2 separate regions of the Homo sapiens genome follow, and region 2 is linked to region 1. The links are chromatin loops, found by intact Hi-C in ENCODE. Cell type or tissue: heart left ventricle. All regions are shown on one strand. Each heading gives the region's core, and the rest is flanking DNA. Links, peaks and the distances in the headings are about the cores only. Region 1 overlaps RBFOX3 (RNA binding fox-1 homolog 3). Region 2 overlaps C1QTNF1 (C1q and TNF related 1).

Evidence for each region. Hi-C counts contacts between places; a loop is a spot of excess contacts. Peaks named below come from ENCODE experiments on the same cell type or tissue, not always from the same donor. Only the 100,000 strongest peaks of a DNase experiment are listed, where the experiment ranks them.
Region 2: a loop joins it to region 1, with 20 times the contacts of the local background. A loop is called at or near these places in 33 of 110 quality-filtered maps.

The regions. Positions count from the first base shown.
Region 1 is chr17:79,387,197-79,395,523 of GRCh38, forward strand. The region is part of intron 2 of RBFOX3 (RNA binding fox-1 homolog 3); the gene reads right to left. Among named protein-coding and RNA genes, the nearest start is that of RBFOX3, 220 kb to the right of the region's middle. In heart left ventricle, for the core only: CTCF peaks have their summits at 1,478 (motif pointing left), 1,681, 4,768 (motif pointing left) and 6,265 (motif pointing left); DNase peaks (open chromatin) are centred at 1,483, 4,795 and 6,265; H3K27me3 peaks cover 7,635 bases.
Region 2 is chr17:79,041,812-79,050,138 of GRCh38, forward strand. It overlaps C1QTNF1 (C1q and TNF related 1), which reads left to right. Exons shown (of 4, transcript NM_030968.5): 2 at 2,144-2,312; 3 at 4,744-4,883; 4 at 5,727-7,977. The coding sequence starts at 2,158. The coding sequence ends at 6,277. Among named protein-coding and RNA genes, the nearest start is that of C1QTNF1-AS1, 18 kb to the left of the region's middle. RefSeq lists enhancers at 2,154-2,654, 4,843-6,042. In heart left ventricle, for the core only: CTCF peaks have their summits at 746 (motif pointing left), 945 and 4,220 (motif pointing right); DNase peaks (open chromatin) are centred at 720, 4,230, 5,296, 6,496 and 1 weaker place; H3K4me3 peaks cover 1,986 bases; H3K27ac peaks cover 2,578 bases.

The sequences.
Region 1 (8,327 bases), core at 192-8,191:
CAGCATTTCCACTGCGTGACTTCAGTAATTTGTTTCTACAGTAAAAACTGATCTGATACAGCCTAGTAAAGGGTTTTGTGTATCTGAGTGTGCTTTTCATCACAAAAAAACCCCAGCATCCTTAAAGGTTAAGAAAAATCGGTCCTATTATTCTAACAACTCACAGGCGTGAGTCAAAACATGAAGGCAAACACACTCTGGGGAACACTCATCAGAGACCCTGAAAACAAGTCCCAGGTCTTTTAAAAGCAACCTCAGCTTTCCGGCAGGGCCTGATCTAGGGATAAATACTGCCAGGGCCCACAGGGTCCCACCGTCTTCACTGGAAGATGGCTGGTACCGCCCGCATGGGCTGGATGAGAAAGCTGAGGCCAGAGAGGACAGGCTTCTCCCCCAAGCCAAATACAAATGAGGGGCCATGAGCTCTGCCTCACTGTGGTTCTCACCACTGCCTATGTGCCATGTTGTTGGACTGGGGGCCCCCAGGCTGGGTGCAGTGGGGCCACTTCTTTCACTGGGAGCAGGAGGAAGATTCTTCTTGCCTCCTGAAAACCCATAACCACACTGCAGGGGGCCTGGGCACTTGGAGTTCAAGGGAAGAGCCCACTCCTTCCCAACCCATACCCCAAGAGCAGGACCAGACTAACGTGTGCATGGGTATGTGTGCACTGTACAGTGTGTGTGCACATGTGCAAGAGTGTGTGATTGTGTGTACGAGTGTGCATACATGCGTGTGCATGTGTACATGTGTGCATGTACATGCATGTGTGAACGTGTACCTGTGTGTGCATGTGTGAATGTGTACGTGTGTGTGTGTGTGCATGCAAGTGGATATGAACTTGTGTGCATGTACATGTGTGCACTGTGCAGTGTGTGTGCCTACGTGTGCATGTGTGTGCATGTGGACATGTATATGTGCATGTGTGGTTGTGCATACAAATGTGTGTGCATGTGTGTGTGCATGTGTGTTAGCAGCTCTCTGACCACACAGACTGGGCCATAACTACGCAGCCCCCATGTGCTCCATGGGCTGTGACTGGGGTGGGGGCTCTATCACAGAAGAGTCATGCCCAGGCCAGAAGAGCTTGAGAGAACAAGGAGTTGGGCCCTTCCAGGGCCTCAAAAGCACCCAGGCATGACCACGGCTGAACGAGGATGCAGAGCCAGTGCAAGATCCTGTTTTAGGGAGCTTTGTCAAGGGTTACTCATCTCCCCACGCATGGAGCCTGTTCCCTACTTCTTCCAACACACATGGAATCGTTTTCAGCTGTGTCCAGATGCCTTCCCACCTGCATGCGCCTTACTTAGTCACCAAAGGCAGGCATTTTTAAAAGAGAAGATTTTTAATAAATCTCTAATCTCTTTTAAAAACAGGGGATTTAAGCTGGCTCTGAGCGCCCCTGCTCCAGGAAGCTCACTGCACAGCTGCGGGCTGGATCTCGTTCCCACCTGCAGCAGCACTACCCTCTAGTGGCCACGGAGGATGTCCACGTCCCGGCCAGGGTTCCCGGCAAGGACACAGGTGGCAGCTCCTCAGCAGCCGCCTCCAGCCACCCCTCCTGCACATGCCCCGGTGCTGCCGGAGCCTCTCGCCAAGCATCACTCACACAGGTGGCCACCACAGCCCCACTGATAATTCATCTTGCCCGCTAACCACTTATCTCTGAGCTGTGCTCACCGATCACCATCCTCTCCCAGCGGCAGGGAACAGATTCCCTTAACTCCTCCCAGCCGCCAAGCCCTCCAATCCTTTAGAACTGGGGCCTTGCCTCTCAGCTTCCTTCGCCTCCTGCAATAAGCATTTCAGAGGGAGACGTGGCCCCACCAATGGCCTTTTCTCTACATCCTTCCTCCACACTGACCATGAATGAGAACAGAGACGGAGGGACGAAGCGGTGGGCGCGGGGGGGCGGTGTGGCAAGCACCGCGTCACAGGGGAGGAAACTCACTTTTGAAGTTTGGGGTCCCCTTCCTCTCTCCCTCGCTGCTCTTCCAGGAGAGCACTAACCACCAAACCTCGGGTCACTCACCCCTTTGGTGTGCAACGAGAGTTGGTGGTTATGTGACATATGGAGGACTGGGGGTAGAAACACAAAGGTCTGGGGACCCCTAGAATGAGATGCCCAAATAAACAGTAGCTGGGTATTCTCTGGAGCACTCCTGCCCCTGGGAGGCCCCCTTTCTGGACTTTTGACTTCTCCCCGTCAGTAATGCTGCAGCTGGTTCGTACTTTTCAGGAACTCTACAAGCCAGCTGACAGCAGCTGACAGCCCTTGAGGGGGTATTTACAGCAGGGGAATTGACAAATGCTACACATCAACCTGCTTTAGTTCCTTTGGAAGAGCCTATTGTTAAACACTGAGTCCCCCACCCTGCCTCGGCCTCAGTGGGTCTCCACTCAGGTAAGGGCAGCCTTACCGACACATGACACATGAGCATGCTGGGCCGGTTTCCAGACTGCCTGACTCCAGAGATCTGGGGTGGGACAGACGACATGCCTTTCTTGTACGTTCCTGGGGAATGCCAGTACTTCCAGGCTGGGGACCGTACTTGGGGAACCAGTGCTCAGTGGTTCATCAGCACGAATTAATTTATACAAAGGCACAAAAGACAACAGTTTAGAATGAGAGGAGACTGAGGGGGCCAGGGCCATGCTCAGATACTGCAGGGCTGGAGACTAGCGTTTTCTGTTTCCAAAGCAGAGAGGGTTTCAGCTGAGAAGGAGGCCTTGGAGCAACCAGAGCCAGGTCTCCGCAGCCTCCAGGTCTCTGTAGCCTCCGGGTCTCCGCAGCCTCCAGGTCTCCGCAGCCTCCAGGTCTCCGCAGCCTCCAGGTCTCCGTAGCCTCCAGGTCTCCGCAGCCGCCGGGTCTCCGCAGCCTCCGGGTCTCCGCAGCCTCCGGGTCTCCGTAGCCAGCCACCCGGCCGAGGGGCTGGGTCCACAGAGGAGGACCAGCAGCAGTGAAGGGCAAGTCCACAGAGTTCTGAGGTGTCCAACCTCCGGGACGCTGCACTGACTTTCAAGTGCCCAGAGGTCCTCCTAGAATAACACATCCCTCCGCCCCATCATCCTGCAATCCTTTAGCTGGCAGACACCAGCATCCCGGGGGGACTTCTTAGACTCCACTCTGAGTTTGGCTTTGCCACGCTGTGGTTTCATCACGACCATCACGGCCAGGTGACGGGTTCCAGCTCATTCGGGGCTCAGCCCCATCTGCCCACTTTGGTGCTGGAAAATGCACTCAGAGTCCAACCGGCGTGGAAATACAGTCTTTGCGCCACTGCTTTTTTTTTTTTTTTTTAGATGGAGTCTCGCTCTTGTCGCCCAGGCTGGAGTGCAGTGGCACAATCTCGGCTCACTACAACGTCTGCCTCTCAGGTTCAAGTGATTCTCCTGCCTCAGCCTCCCAAGTAGCTGGGATTACAGGCGCCTGCCACCAAACCCAGCTAATTTTGTATTTTTAGTAGAGACAGGGTTTCGCCATGTTGGCCAGGCTGGTCTCGAACTCCTTATCTCAGACAATCTGCCCGTCTCGGCCTCCCAACGCATGGCCCATTCAAAGTTTGCCAGAGGCGAGTTCAGGGTGGGGATCCTGGCAGTGGGAAACTGGAGGAGCGCATGGAGCATCTGAGAGTTGAGGCAGCGGAACCCCTCACCAGGAGGCACCTTCCTGCCCAGACACCTCGGGATGAGCCCCTGGTGGGACTGCTCGGGTGCCGGCAGGGAGTTCCTGGACCCACCCAAAGCCAGCTCTGCTTCTCCCTTCTCTCTTCCCGCTTTCTTCTCCACAGCCCCCTGATTCCCACAGATCCTTCCCTGGAAGGCTTTCTCGCTGTCTCTTCAAAGTCTCTCTTCTACCCACTGCCATGGGAGCCTTCGCACCTCGGGTCTGGTGGCCTGTAACCCCTGCCAGCCAGGCTCCCTGATACCAGCCTCTCTTTTTCCAGACAGTCTGATTAACTTTTCTAAAACCTCACTACCACTGTATCAAACTCCAGCTTCTCTTCAACCGTCAGCGACTTCCCCACTGCTTGCAGGATGAAATCCAAATTCCTTAGCGCAACCCCCAAGCTGGGGTCTCAGCTCCAGCACCTCTCACCTGACCCTCAATGACCAGCTGTCTCAGGGGGAGAAAAAGGGAGGATTTAAACCCAGCACACCTGGGTTCAAGCTTCAGCTCTCCTTCCCACGATTGGTGAACACTCGGGCAGGTTACCTAACTTCTCTGAGCCTCAGTCTCCTCTGCTTAATAATGGGTGGTATCATAACATCTTCCTGAATTATTATCTAAAATGTCAAGTTCATGACTTGTCCGCCCAAATACGGCAAATGCCACCGATTTTAATCTCACCCGAAACCAACCTCACAGGTGCTGATTCACTTTTAGGAATTAGGAATTTAGTTTTAGGAATGAAGAAATGAGGCCCAGTGAGGTACATGTACACGTGCACATGTGCATACATGCGTGTGTACTTGCCTGCCTGTGCATCCACATATATGTGCGTGTGAGCGTGTGTGGGCACAGGAAAGTCTGTGTGCACGTGTGAGTTAGGGTGGGGGGTATGTGGAGACACCAGGACCACCAACATGCATGACAACGAGAACCAGTACGCATGTGTTTGGGGGACAGCACACCCCCGCTCTGATCCTCGGTTTCCGAATCTGTTAAAAAAAAAAGGCTCCAGGCTGGACAAGCCCCAGGTCCCCTCCTTCCCGGTTCTGAAGCTCACAGGTCGCGGGTTTGCTGAGAAGGCACGTGCTCCCCCTGGTGGAAGGAAACTTGTATGGCAACGCTCCCGCCAGGGCCCCGCGATGGTCAGGCTTTCTGCCGTCTTGGAAACAGACACCGACAAGCAACAGGGTTCCCATAGTGCCCGGGCACTTCGGACCCGCTGCGGGACCTTGGGCAAACTCTTTTAGCCTCAGCACCTTCCTCTGTGAAATGGAGCCAACAACAGCACATCACAGAGCTAACAGTAAAGAAAACTGGGGCAGCCTCCTCACCCCCGTCTCTTTTCTCAGTGGTTAGTTATGCCAACGATTGTTCCAGAATCCAAACTCACACAGCAGAGAGAGGCAGCTCAGCACACGGACCTTGCAGCCAGTTGGCCCTGAATTCCAGCCCTGCCACTTACTAGCTGTGTGATCCTGGGCACGTGATTTCACCGTCTTTCATTGTGGAGTTGTGAAGATTCATAAGCTAACTCTCACACGGTAGTGAGCGCAGGGCCCGGCCACTCACAGGTGCATGGTAATGTCGGTGGTACAGGTGTCTTGTGGCTGTCACTGAGGTTGTTCATAATCTCCTGGCTCCTGTTCCTGCTGGAGCCACGGGGAGCTGCCCTTCCCACCCACTTAAGTTAGGCACCATCCCGTGACTTGCTTTGCCCAACAAAATGGGAGCAGAGGGGTGTCACTTCCAGCCGAAGTTTGCAGAACCAACAGTGTGTGCAGTACCACACCCTCTCTTCCCGATATCTGGCAAGCATCGGGCAGTGGCTCTATGAGCTTGGGTCCTGAGTGAGGGCAACAGCACAGCACAACACCCTCAGGAACCAAGATGCATATGAGCCAGAAATCAACCCGCAATTGCTACAGATCTCTGATGTGGGGTTGTTTGTTACTGAGCATAACCTGCTGCTGCTGACTGAGACACTGACTCCTGCAGAGCTTCTCTGAGGAGAAAGGATTCCTTCTCATTTATCCTGACATGTACTTACTAAATAGGAATATTTATCAGTTAACGAACACACATTTCCTTTCCCCAAACCTAAACTACCAAGCAAGAGAACCACCAAAATTTGCAATTCCAAGTGCATCGTGATGGAGACCAAAGCCCCAACTTGACCACTACACAGTCTGCACATGTAACAAAATTGCACCTGTGCCCCCAAAATATGTAGGAGTTGTAAAATATACACAATGAACTGTGATATGAGCAAGAGATAGAACATAGCAGAGTGCAAAGGCATTTTTTCTCAAACACACAAAACCTTTATGGAGACGGATTTGGGGTTTCACAGTTCAGTTCCACCCGCGTAGCCGCCTGCTGCAGCACAGGGGGAAAGGGAGGCTTGGGGCACCTCTCCTACCCACACCCCAACCCCACACTTCCACCTGCACCTAACTTGCTTGTTAGAAGACAGGAGAGTCGTGGTTACAATACACTGGGAGGGAGATGCTGGACGAAGCAAGCCTCTCAGGGGAGACCCGGCCAGTGAGCAGCCGCAGGGAAACGCTCTCCGTTCGTGTGGTCCCTGGCGCCACCTCGCGGCGCTGGCTGGCACTGCTGGGAGCTGGCTCCTGGTCGGCAATCTGCTCCTGCTCCTGGCCAGGGCAATAGCACACTGGATGCTGAGCGGGTCATCACACACATCGGAGCTGGTCATCAATGAACATCTGAGCCAGTCATCACATACATCGGAGCCGGTCATCAATGCACATCTGAGCCGGTCATCACACACATGATCTGAGCCTGTCGCCACACATCGTCTGAGCCGGTCATCACGCACATCTGAGCCGGTCATCATACACATCATCTGAGCTGGTCATCACGCACATCAGAGCTGGTCATCATGCACATCAGAGCTGGTCATCATCATGCACATCATCTGAGCCAGTCATCATGCACATCTGAGCTGGTCATCACACACATCATCTGAGCCGGTCATCACGCACATCATCTGAGCCATTCATCGCACACATCAGAGATGGCCATCAATGCACATCTGAGCCGGTCATCATACACATCATCTGAGCCGGTCACCACGCACATCGTCTGAGCCAGTCATGCACATCTGAGTCTGTCCCCGTGCACATCATCTGAACTGGTCATCACACACATCGGAGCTGGTCATCAGTGCACATCCGAGCCCGTCATCATACACATCATCTGAGCCGGTCACTATGCACATCGTCTGAGCCAATCATCACGCACATCTGAGTTGGTCCCCGCGCACATCATCTGAATCGGTCATCACACACACATCTGAGCCCTCGCCTGTGGGCTGAGATCTGCGAGAATGGACAGAGGGCCCAGGATGGAAAAGCATGAGGGACTCAAGGACGACACTGTGTCCAGGTCCAGGGAGGAGCTCACCCTGCACCCTGATCACTGAGACACTCACTCCCCACAGTGCAGAGTGACCCTGAGGCCAGAGCCCAGCCAAGCCCCCATCTCCACCACTGGGGCAGGGGTCTCCAGGGCCCTCTGAGTGCAGGTGGGGTTCATCTTACCCCCTGGAAAACAGTCTGGCTTCTATGTCCACCCTAGGCCGGCACCCTAGTGCTTGGCCAAAAATGGAGCAAGCCACGCCAGCCTCAAGGGCCTGTCCTTCTCCATCCACTCCAGGACAGGAGGCTGACAGTCAAGGCAGCACGCACAGTCCTCCCAGCGAGATGAGCAAATGAAGGACGTGAACTGGAAACAGGTCCACAGAGTAAACAAATGGCCCCCACTCTAAATGGTCTTGTCTGAAGCCTTGGACCATGCCTCTTTATCCAAGTCTCTTTGCACAGATAATTGTTCCAACACTGAAGCCTGAGCCCCCACTGACCCACACATCTCTCTCCTCAACTACCCCAGGCTCATTGGAGCCACAGCTCTGCCCCACTCCTGAGACGTCCCGGGCCCTCGCTACATGAGTGACCCAGTGAGGTAGAGGGATATGAGAAGAGCTAGGAGAAGGGCCTGGAGACGCAACACAGGCGCTCGGGGCGTGTGCAGGTGGGACGACGCAGAGAGGCGGCAAGACGTCAGGAGGTGCCAGAAGGGTGGATGAGAACCCAGGGTTAAGTGCAGCCTTCCAGAACAGCCTTAAAGGTGGATCAGCCATCCCAGTGGTGGCCACAGCTGCTGTCATTCAGTGCGACTGATGGGGATCCAGGCCCGCAAAGCAGTGCTCTATCTGGGCCTCCCGTCAACCTTCTGCCGGAGACCAGGGATTCAAGGATCAGTGGCAAAGGGCTAGATGTTTTTGTTAGTCCCTTTGTTTCATTTGCAGCCACGATGAGCTGACACCGGACCCAGCAATGTGTGGCGGCCTCTGTGGAGAACAGCTGCAGGCTCTATCTTGAGCAAGCCTTTGGCTCCCTGCCTGGGAGGACCCCTCCTAAGGGATGGGGCATTCCACACCTGGACTGAGCACAGTGGAGCCAACCACCGCTCAGTGCCGGGAGGAACCACACTTCCTGGGGACCTGCTATGTGTCTGGCCTCGCTTAAGCTGCATCACATCTGTGAGCCACACACGGCTCCATTTGTACAGGTGACCCTCACTGAGGCCAAAGGTGTCTTTGAGACCCTCTCTCCTAAGCCAGGCTCAGCACAC
Region 2 (8,327 bases), core at 306-8,305, 350 kb before region 1:
AGGCTCCAAAGCCCCCGAGCGACGGTGTGTGTGGAAGAAATTCCCGGCTTCCCAAGATGAGTAAGACGTCGCGGTCATCTTGGTGTGTAATATGGGCAGAGAAAGAAATCTGTCAGGATTTTAACTTTCCTTAGACATAAGAGGAGTTAGAGGAGAAAGAGTCTGGCCCAGGGCCTTTGGAGATGAGCCCTTGCTTTCACTGTTTGCCTCTCAAGAAAGAGCTGGAGTCCACGCCGGCCTGGCAGCCAGGAGTGAGGGACGCTTCTCACCCACCTTCTCACTGGGCGGCTGTGTGTTGAATGAGGTGTTCCCACGGGGCCTGCGACATTTCGAGTTTTACATTTTGGTGAACAAAGAGGGGTTAGAGTTGACCACAGTCGCTGTGCCCCTCGGTGGGGAGGTTTTCGGCCCACCTGAAACGGCTGGGCCTGCGACTCCTGATGCCAGATTCCTGGGCGAGGGGAGCAAGCCGCTCACAGGGTGGCAGGTGGGCGTTCGCCTAATGTGGGCCCAAGTGCCGCCCCTCGCGGGCTCCCTGGACTCCCCACCTCCGTGAGCACCCCTTTCTAGAAGGACTGTCCCAATACTGGATGGAGGGGGTCCTGCCCCAAGCTTTTGCCAAAAGCTCTGGGAGTGAGACGTGGGGTTGGCTTCCTGGAAGGATGACTGCTCTGTGGGGCTGGGCTTGGCACATCCCTAAAGTAGATGCCAAGGACACCTGCTGATGCGCCGCCTGGTGGCCAGAAAGCAGCTTGCAGCCACCTTCCTACCCACCTACCCACCGGTGAAGGACCTGGTCATTGAGCCAGCTTTGCTTTGAGTTAAGGGATGATGATCATTCAAAGCTTGCTTGGGATTTTTCTTACTGTCCTAAGAGGGGTGGTATACAATTGTCTGTGGGGCCAGCGGCTGATGGACTCTCCTTCCCGAGAGGCTGGGTGGGCAGAGACAGCACCTTGCTCAGCAACCCCTCAACACCAGCCTGACTGGCTGAGGCTCTGGGGGCAGAGTGTGTGCGCACATGTGAAGGTGTGTGTACATGTGAGCGCATGTGTGCATGAGTGGATGTGCATGCATGTGAATGTGTTGAGAGTATGCGGGCGTGCACGTGAGTGTGCATGTGATGTGGGTATATGTGTGCATGTTAATGTGTGCACGTGTGTTGAAAGTGTGCATGTGTGGATTGCATGTATGCGAATGTGCATGTGTGTGGATTGCATGTATATGAATGTGTGTGCATGTGTGGGTTGCATGTGTGTGTGGGTTGCATGTGTGTATGTGTGTGCATGTGTGCATGGATTGCATGTATGTGAATGTGTGTGCATGTTGGATTGCATGTGAGTGCATGTGATGGTATATGTGTGTGAGTGCATGTAAAAGTGTGCATGTGTGTGGATTGCATGTGTGTGTGAATCTGTGTGCATGTGATATGGGTATATGTATGCATGTGTGTGCATGTGTGTTGAGAGTGTGCATGTGATTTGGGTATGTGTGCATGTGAGTTGTGCATGTGTGTTGAGTGCATGTGAGCATGTGGATTGCATGTGTGAGTGCATGTGTGTGGACTGTGTATGTGCATGTATGTGCATGTGAGTGTGAGTGTATGTGTGTTGACTGTGTGCATGTGAGCGTGTGGATTCCATGTGTGTTAAGAGTGTGCATATGGGTGCGTGGATTGCATGAGTGTGCATGTGATGTGGGTATATGTATGCATGTGTGTAGGTTTCATTGTTGAGACTGTGCATGTGTATTGTGTGTACATGTGTGTGGATTACATGTGTGTGGATTGCATGTGTGTTGGGTGCATGTGAATGTGTGGGTTGCATGTGAGTGTATGTGACTGTGTGTGCATGTGTGGATTGCATGTGTGTTGAGTGTGTGCATGTGTGGGGGTTGCATGTATGTGAATGTGTGTGCATGTGCGTGTGTGCACGTGAGTGCGTCGTGAGTGCGTGTATGCATGCATGGGTGTGTGAGAGTGATTGTCCTCCCAGAAGCTGTGTAACTGCAGCATTTCCCAGTGGCGTGAGGCTGGGGAAGCACCTCCGATTTCCAGGCTGTTTCTCTCCCCAATTTTCAGGCTGTTTCTCTGTGCAGCTCCTTCCTAACTCGGTGCCTTCCCTGTGTGTTTCTTTCCCACCAGGGCCCGGCAGGAAGATGGGCTCCCGTGGACAGGGACTCTTGCTGGCGTACTGCCTGCTCCTTGCCTTTGCCTCTGGCCTGGTCCTGAGTCGTGTGCCCCATGTCCAGGGGGAACAGCAGGAGTGGGAGGGGACTGAGGAGCTGCCGTCGCCTCCGGACCATGCCGAGAGGTGAGGGGCCACGAGGGTGTAATAGCAGGAGCTCTGGCTCTGGCCAGGCTGAGCCTGGGCCTTGGGGCCCCTGGGGGAGCTAGTTCACTGTGAGATGTGAAGGCAAGAAAGCTGAAGCTGAGCCGTGGCCCTGCTGGAGGCTGGTCCTGCAGGACAGACGAGCGATTCCTCCTTTCAGTGGCTTGGGCACCTCACCTGAAACTGCGGACAGTGATCCAGCCTCACCACGAGCCTAAAGGAGTGGGGTCTGCAAGTGGCTTTGCAGCTGCCTCCTTAAGAGCAGACCAAGCTCCCAACCTGCCCTCCAGTTTGTCTTTCCATTCTCACTTTGTCCGCTGAGAATATCTGCTGGGGACCTAGGCACCACTTGGAGGCAGGGAGAAGTGGAGCATGGCCTTAGGAGAGATGCTGGACCAAGAGCTGGTGTCCATGGCCCACGCGTCTTATCACACTGCAGGACAGGAGAGGACAGCGGAGACTGGGTGGGCCAAGTGTCGGCTTCCCTTGAAAGGTTGTGAAGGACTCTGGATGGCCTTCGTGTCTACGACCTGCAATGACAGAGAGACTCCAGCCGACCTGGGACATTTCCTAGGGAAGCCGAGTGCTTCATCCAACTGCCATGTACCCAGAGTGAGGTCCTGGAGACCCGGCGACAGCTCAAGCCTGGCTTGGAGTCTCTTCATTATTTTGAGCGTTGGGCTGACTTGATACTTGAGGCTTCAGACTAACTTCAGTGTACGATGGGATTGGACAGGATTTGAGGTTGAGTCACATCATTCCGTTCTTTCTTCCTCTCCCTCCTCTTTCTTTGATTGAGCCCCTCCTATCAGTCAGGCCATCCCCCAGGCACGGGGGGACACATGAGTGGCACAGTCCTGGCCTCCAGGAGCTCTGAGGCCGAGAGGGAGATAGACACATGAGAGACAGGGCAGCGTGGTGGGCTTTGTAGTAGGGGTGTACCCATGACGCTGGAGGCAGGGCCAGGAGAGGGAGGAGCGGGTCCCAGGAAGACTGAAAGGAGTGAACTAGGTCTTGAAGGACACCTGCGGGCCTCCCAGGTGCAGAAGGAGGGGAAAGCTACCTGGTAGCCAGAATGGGGTGTGCAAAGGCATGGCTGGTGGTGTTTGTTGGGCTGGTGGGTGGTTTGGGATGGTGAGACCCAGTGCTGGAGGCTGGAGGCTGGAGGACAGTAGGGCAGTTGAGCCTGGAGGCAGCTGGGTCTAGTTGGGGAGGGTCTCACCTGAACTCAATCCTACAAAGAACAAGAGGAATCATGGGAAAGCTTGAATTGGACGGTGTTCTCGGAAGAATGCCAGAGGGAGGCAGCAGAGAGGATGAGCTGGTGCGGGGAGGGGCAGATTCCAAGTGAGAGTCGAAATGGCAGGGGTGCATCAGAGATGATGAGGGCCCTGGGCTCAGTTCTGGAGGTGCCTTTTGGCTGGGAGCCCAGGACTCTGCTGAAAGTTGTGCCAGGGGGTTGGCGGAGGGAGTCGGGGGTGATGCCGAAGGCTCCACCCTGGGCACCCGCTGTTGATGCCAGGAACAGAGCTCAGAAAGAGAAGATTCCAGGGGCGAAGGGATGGGGACAGGGGTTTCGGTTTTGCATACATGACATCTGTGGGGCCTGTTGCATCTCCAGATGGAGACTTCTGGTGAGAAGTTTGAAGTCAAGGTCTGGGGCTTAGGAGAGAGGTAGGGGTGAGATGTCCATCTGGGAGTCCTGGGCTTATGGGTAGCTGAACTTAGGGCACAGAGATCCGTTTCCTGGATAGTCTGGGGTGCAGAAGTGGGAGCAGCATTAGATGAGGAGCTGGCCCATCCAGGGGGACTTTGCTGCCCCCGTGGGTCTGCGCAGCTCTACAGCCTGGGCAAGAAGAGCCACAAGCCAGAGCACATGTGATGCCATGAGGGGCCGCGAGGTGGCAGCCAGGAGCCGCCGCCGTCCATCCTGCCTGCGGGCTTGTCCTTCCAATCAGGTTGGAAACATAAGAGTCTCTCCAGCGGCTACAGCTGAGGGGAATCCTAAAGATCCAGTTGAACCTTCTTATTTGCAGACGAGTCAGCTTCATATGTTATTTTCTAGCATCACGGATATACGATAGGGAGTCCCGGCATTGTCTTGTGTCACCCAAAGACCCTCTCTTAGAAGTGTGGATTTCTCCCGAGCAGCCCCCATCTTGCGTGGCACTCAATTGATCGCTGCGTGTGTTTCCAGGACTGTCATTGCCTTTAACAGAGGGCAGGGGGCTCGTTCGGTAGTGAGGATCCCAGAGTGGGCCGTGAGCCCACCAGCGTGAACACAGAGCCTTGTGGGTCCAGGTGAGAGAGTGAGAAGGCAGGTCAGGCATGCCAGAACCACTGGCAGCAGGAGAGAGCAGCGTTTCCAGGCCTGAGAGTGGCTGACTTTCACTGTGATTCTTTATTCCCTCAGGGCTGAAGAACAACATGAAAAATACAGGCCCAGTCAGGACCAGGGGCTCCCTGCTTCCCGGTGCTTGCGCTGCTGTGACCCCGGTACCTCCATGTACCCGGCGACCGCCGTGCCCCAGATCAACATCACTATCTTGAAAGGTCAGATGGCTGCAAAGACAAGCACGGGGTGGCCGGGCTGCTCTGTGCTGATCCGGAGGAAGGGATGGAGTCGTTAGGGTGGGGCTAGGCGAGAGCAGAATGGCTCCCTCGGGACAGGGAGCAGAGGCAGGCAGGCTGTCATCTAGAGGGGAAGGCACAGGAAATTCTGATTTTGAGGCTCTGGCCCCTCTCCAAGAGGAGGGGTTGGAAAGGGGCCCACAGGACCAAGAGCAGGAGAGGGAGCCCAGAGGCTACTCGGGGTCTCGTCCCTCCAGTTGTATGTGGACGCCAGGCTTCTAGGCCCTTTGCTTTGGGGCTTGGTCCCCCAGCCTGCTTTCTGAAATGCCACCTGCTCGCTCCGGTCCTGCACACGGCAGATAACCCTGCACAGCCCCGTGAAATCGAACTGGAAACACTTGCAGCCTAGATCCCCAGCTGGCCCCGACATCTGGAGTTCATTTGCTCAGAGCGAGCCGTCGGTCTGGCCGCAGAGCCCATTGCTTTTGGACGAACCCGTATGTTCCATTTTCTTTTTTTTCTTTTCTTTTTTTTTTTTTTTACCAGGGCTTTCCAGAAGGAAAAAAAAATTATTGCTTCTGGGCGAAAATAGAACCATCCTTGAGGTTGAGTCTGTTTGCTTGGCCATTTTGGGAATCACAATACCTCTGTGCCAGGCTGGGACGCCGCCCGTGGCAGGGGGCTGGGGGCAGGAGTGAAGCTTCTGCCAGGTCAGGGCTGTGAGGACGAATCAGGACAGCGCCAGGGACCGGAGAGTGAGCAGCCAAGGCTCAGGACACTACCGGATTGCTCCATTAACAGCACGCGTTTTCCCATCCCTTTTAGGGGAGAAGGGTGACCGCGGAGATCGAGGCCTCCAAGGGAAATATGGCAAAACAGGCTCAGCAGGGGCCAGGGGCCACACTGGACCCAAAGGGCAGAAGGGCTCCATGGGGGCCCCTGGGGAGCGGTGCAAGAGCCACTACGCCGCCTTTTCGGTGGGCCGGAAGAAGCCCATGCACAGCAACCACTACTACCAGACGGTGATCTTCGACACGGAGTTCGTGAACCTCTACGACCACTTCAACATGTTCACCGGCAAGTTCTACTGCTACGTGCCCGGCCTCTACTTCTTCAGCCTCAACGTGCACACCTGGAACCAGAAGGAGACCTACCTGCACATCATGAAGAACGAGGAGGAGGTGGTGATCTTGTTCGCGCAGGTGGGCGACCGCAGCATCATGCAAAGCCAGAGCCTGATGCTGGAGCTGCGAGAGCAGGACCAGGTGTGGGTACGCCTCTACAAGGGCGAACGTGAGAACGCCATCTTCAGCGAGGAGCTGGACACCTACATCACCTTCAGTGGCTACCTGGTCAAGCACGCCACCGAGCCCTAGCTGGCCGGCCACCTCCTTTCCTCTCGCCACCTTCCACCCCTGCGCTGTGCTGACCCCACCGCCTCTTCCCCGATCCCTGGACTCCGACTCCCTGGCTTTGGCATTCAGTGAGACGCCCTGCACACACAGAAAGCCAAAGCGATCGGTGCTCCCAGATCCCGCAGCCTCTGGAGAGAGCTGACGGCAGATGAAATCACCAGGGCGGGGCACCCGCGAGAACCCTCTGGGACCTTCCGCGGCCCTCTCTGCACACATCCTCAAGTGACCCCGCACGGCGAGACGCGGGTGGCGGCAGGGCGTCCCAGGGTGCGGCACCGCGGCTCCAGTCCTTGGAAATAATTAGGCAAATTCTAAAGGTCTCAAAAGGAGCAAAGTAAACCGTGGAGGACAAAGAAAAGGGTTGTTATTTTTGTCTTTCCAGCCAGCCTGCTGGCTCCCAAGAGAGAGGCCTTTTCAGTTGAGACTCTGCTTAAGAGAAGATCCAAAGTTAAAGCTCTGGGGTCAGGGGAGGGGCCGGGGGCAGGAAACTACCTCTGGCTTAATTCTTTTAAGCCACGTAGGAACTTTCTTGAGGGATAGGTGGACCCTGACATCCCTGTGGCCTTGCCCAAGGGCTCTGCTGGTCTTTCTGAGTCACAGCTGCGAGGTGATGGGGGCTGGGGCCCCAGGCGTCAGCCTCCCAGAGGGACAGCTGAGCCCCCTGCCTTGGCTCCAGGTTGGTAGAAGCAGCCGAAGGGCTCCTGACAGTGGCCAGGGACCCCTGGGTCCCCCAGGCCTGCAGATGTTTCTATGAGGGGCAGAGCTCCTGGTACATCCATGTGTGGCTCTGCTCCACCCCTGTGCCACCCCAGAGCCCTGGGGGGTGGTCTCCATGCCTGCCACCCTGGCATCGGCTTTCTGTGCCGCCTCCCACACAAATCAGCCCCAGAAGGCCCCGGGGCCTTGGCTTCTGTTTTTTATAAAACACCTCAAGCAGCACTGCAGTCTCCCATCTCCTCGTGGGCTAAGCATCACCGCTTCCACGTGTGTTGTGTTGGTTGGCAGCAAGGCTGATCCAGACCCCTTCTGCCCCCACTGCCCTCATCCAGGCCTCTGACCAGTAGCCTGAGAGGGGCTTTTTCTAGGCTTCAGAGCAGGGGAGAGCTGGAAGGGGCTAGAAAGCTCCCGCTTGTCTGTTTCTCAGGCTCCTGTGAGCCTCAGTCCTGAGACCAGAGTCAAGAGGAAGTACACGTCCCAATCACCCGTGTCAGGATTCACTCTCAGGAGCTGGGTGGCAGGAGAGGCAATAGCCCCTGTGGCAATTGCAGGACCAGCTGGAGCAGGGTTGCGGTGTCTCCACGGTGCTCTCGCCCTGCCCATGGCCACCCCAGACTCTGATCTCCAGGAACCCCATAGCCCCTCTCCACCTCACCCCATGTTGATGCCCAGGGTCACTCTTGCTACCCGCTGGGCCCCCAAACCCCCGCTGCCTCTCTTCCTTCCCCCCATCCCCCACCTGGTTTTGACTAATCCTGCTTCCCTCTCTGGGCCTGGCTGCCGGGATCTGGGGTCCCTAAGTCCCTCTCTTTAAAGAACTTCTGCGGGTCAGACTCTGAAGCCGAGTTGCTGTGGGCGTGCCCGGAAGCAGAGCGCCACACTCGCTGCTTAAGCTCCCCCAGCTCTTTCCAGAAAACATTAAACTCAGAATTGTGTTTTCAGCATCCTGCCTCGTCAGTTTGCTCATTAAACTGAATCCTTTTCGTCTTCTCCTCTCCACCCAAGGCCCACTCCTGCCTGGGAGGCCCTCAGCTTCATACCTGGGGACATTGGTACCCAGCAGGTGCATGCTGGACCCTGAGTTGCCTCGCTCCTCCAGGGGGTGCAGCCTCCCATGGGTGGGGCAGCGACAGCGTGTCTCAGCTGCAGCTGAACGTGTGCCTGAGTCGGGCGCCTGGGGCCTGGGTGGGTCTGGGGACTTGTGAGAGGTGGGTGGGAGGCAGGGGCTTGATCTCCTGAGCAGGACCGCACTGTCCCCCGGGAGGGAGAGAAACTGTGGAGGTAGCAGCTTGGC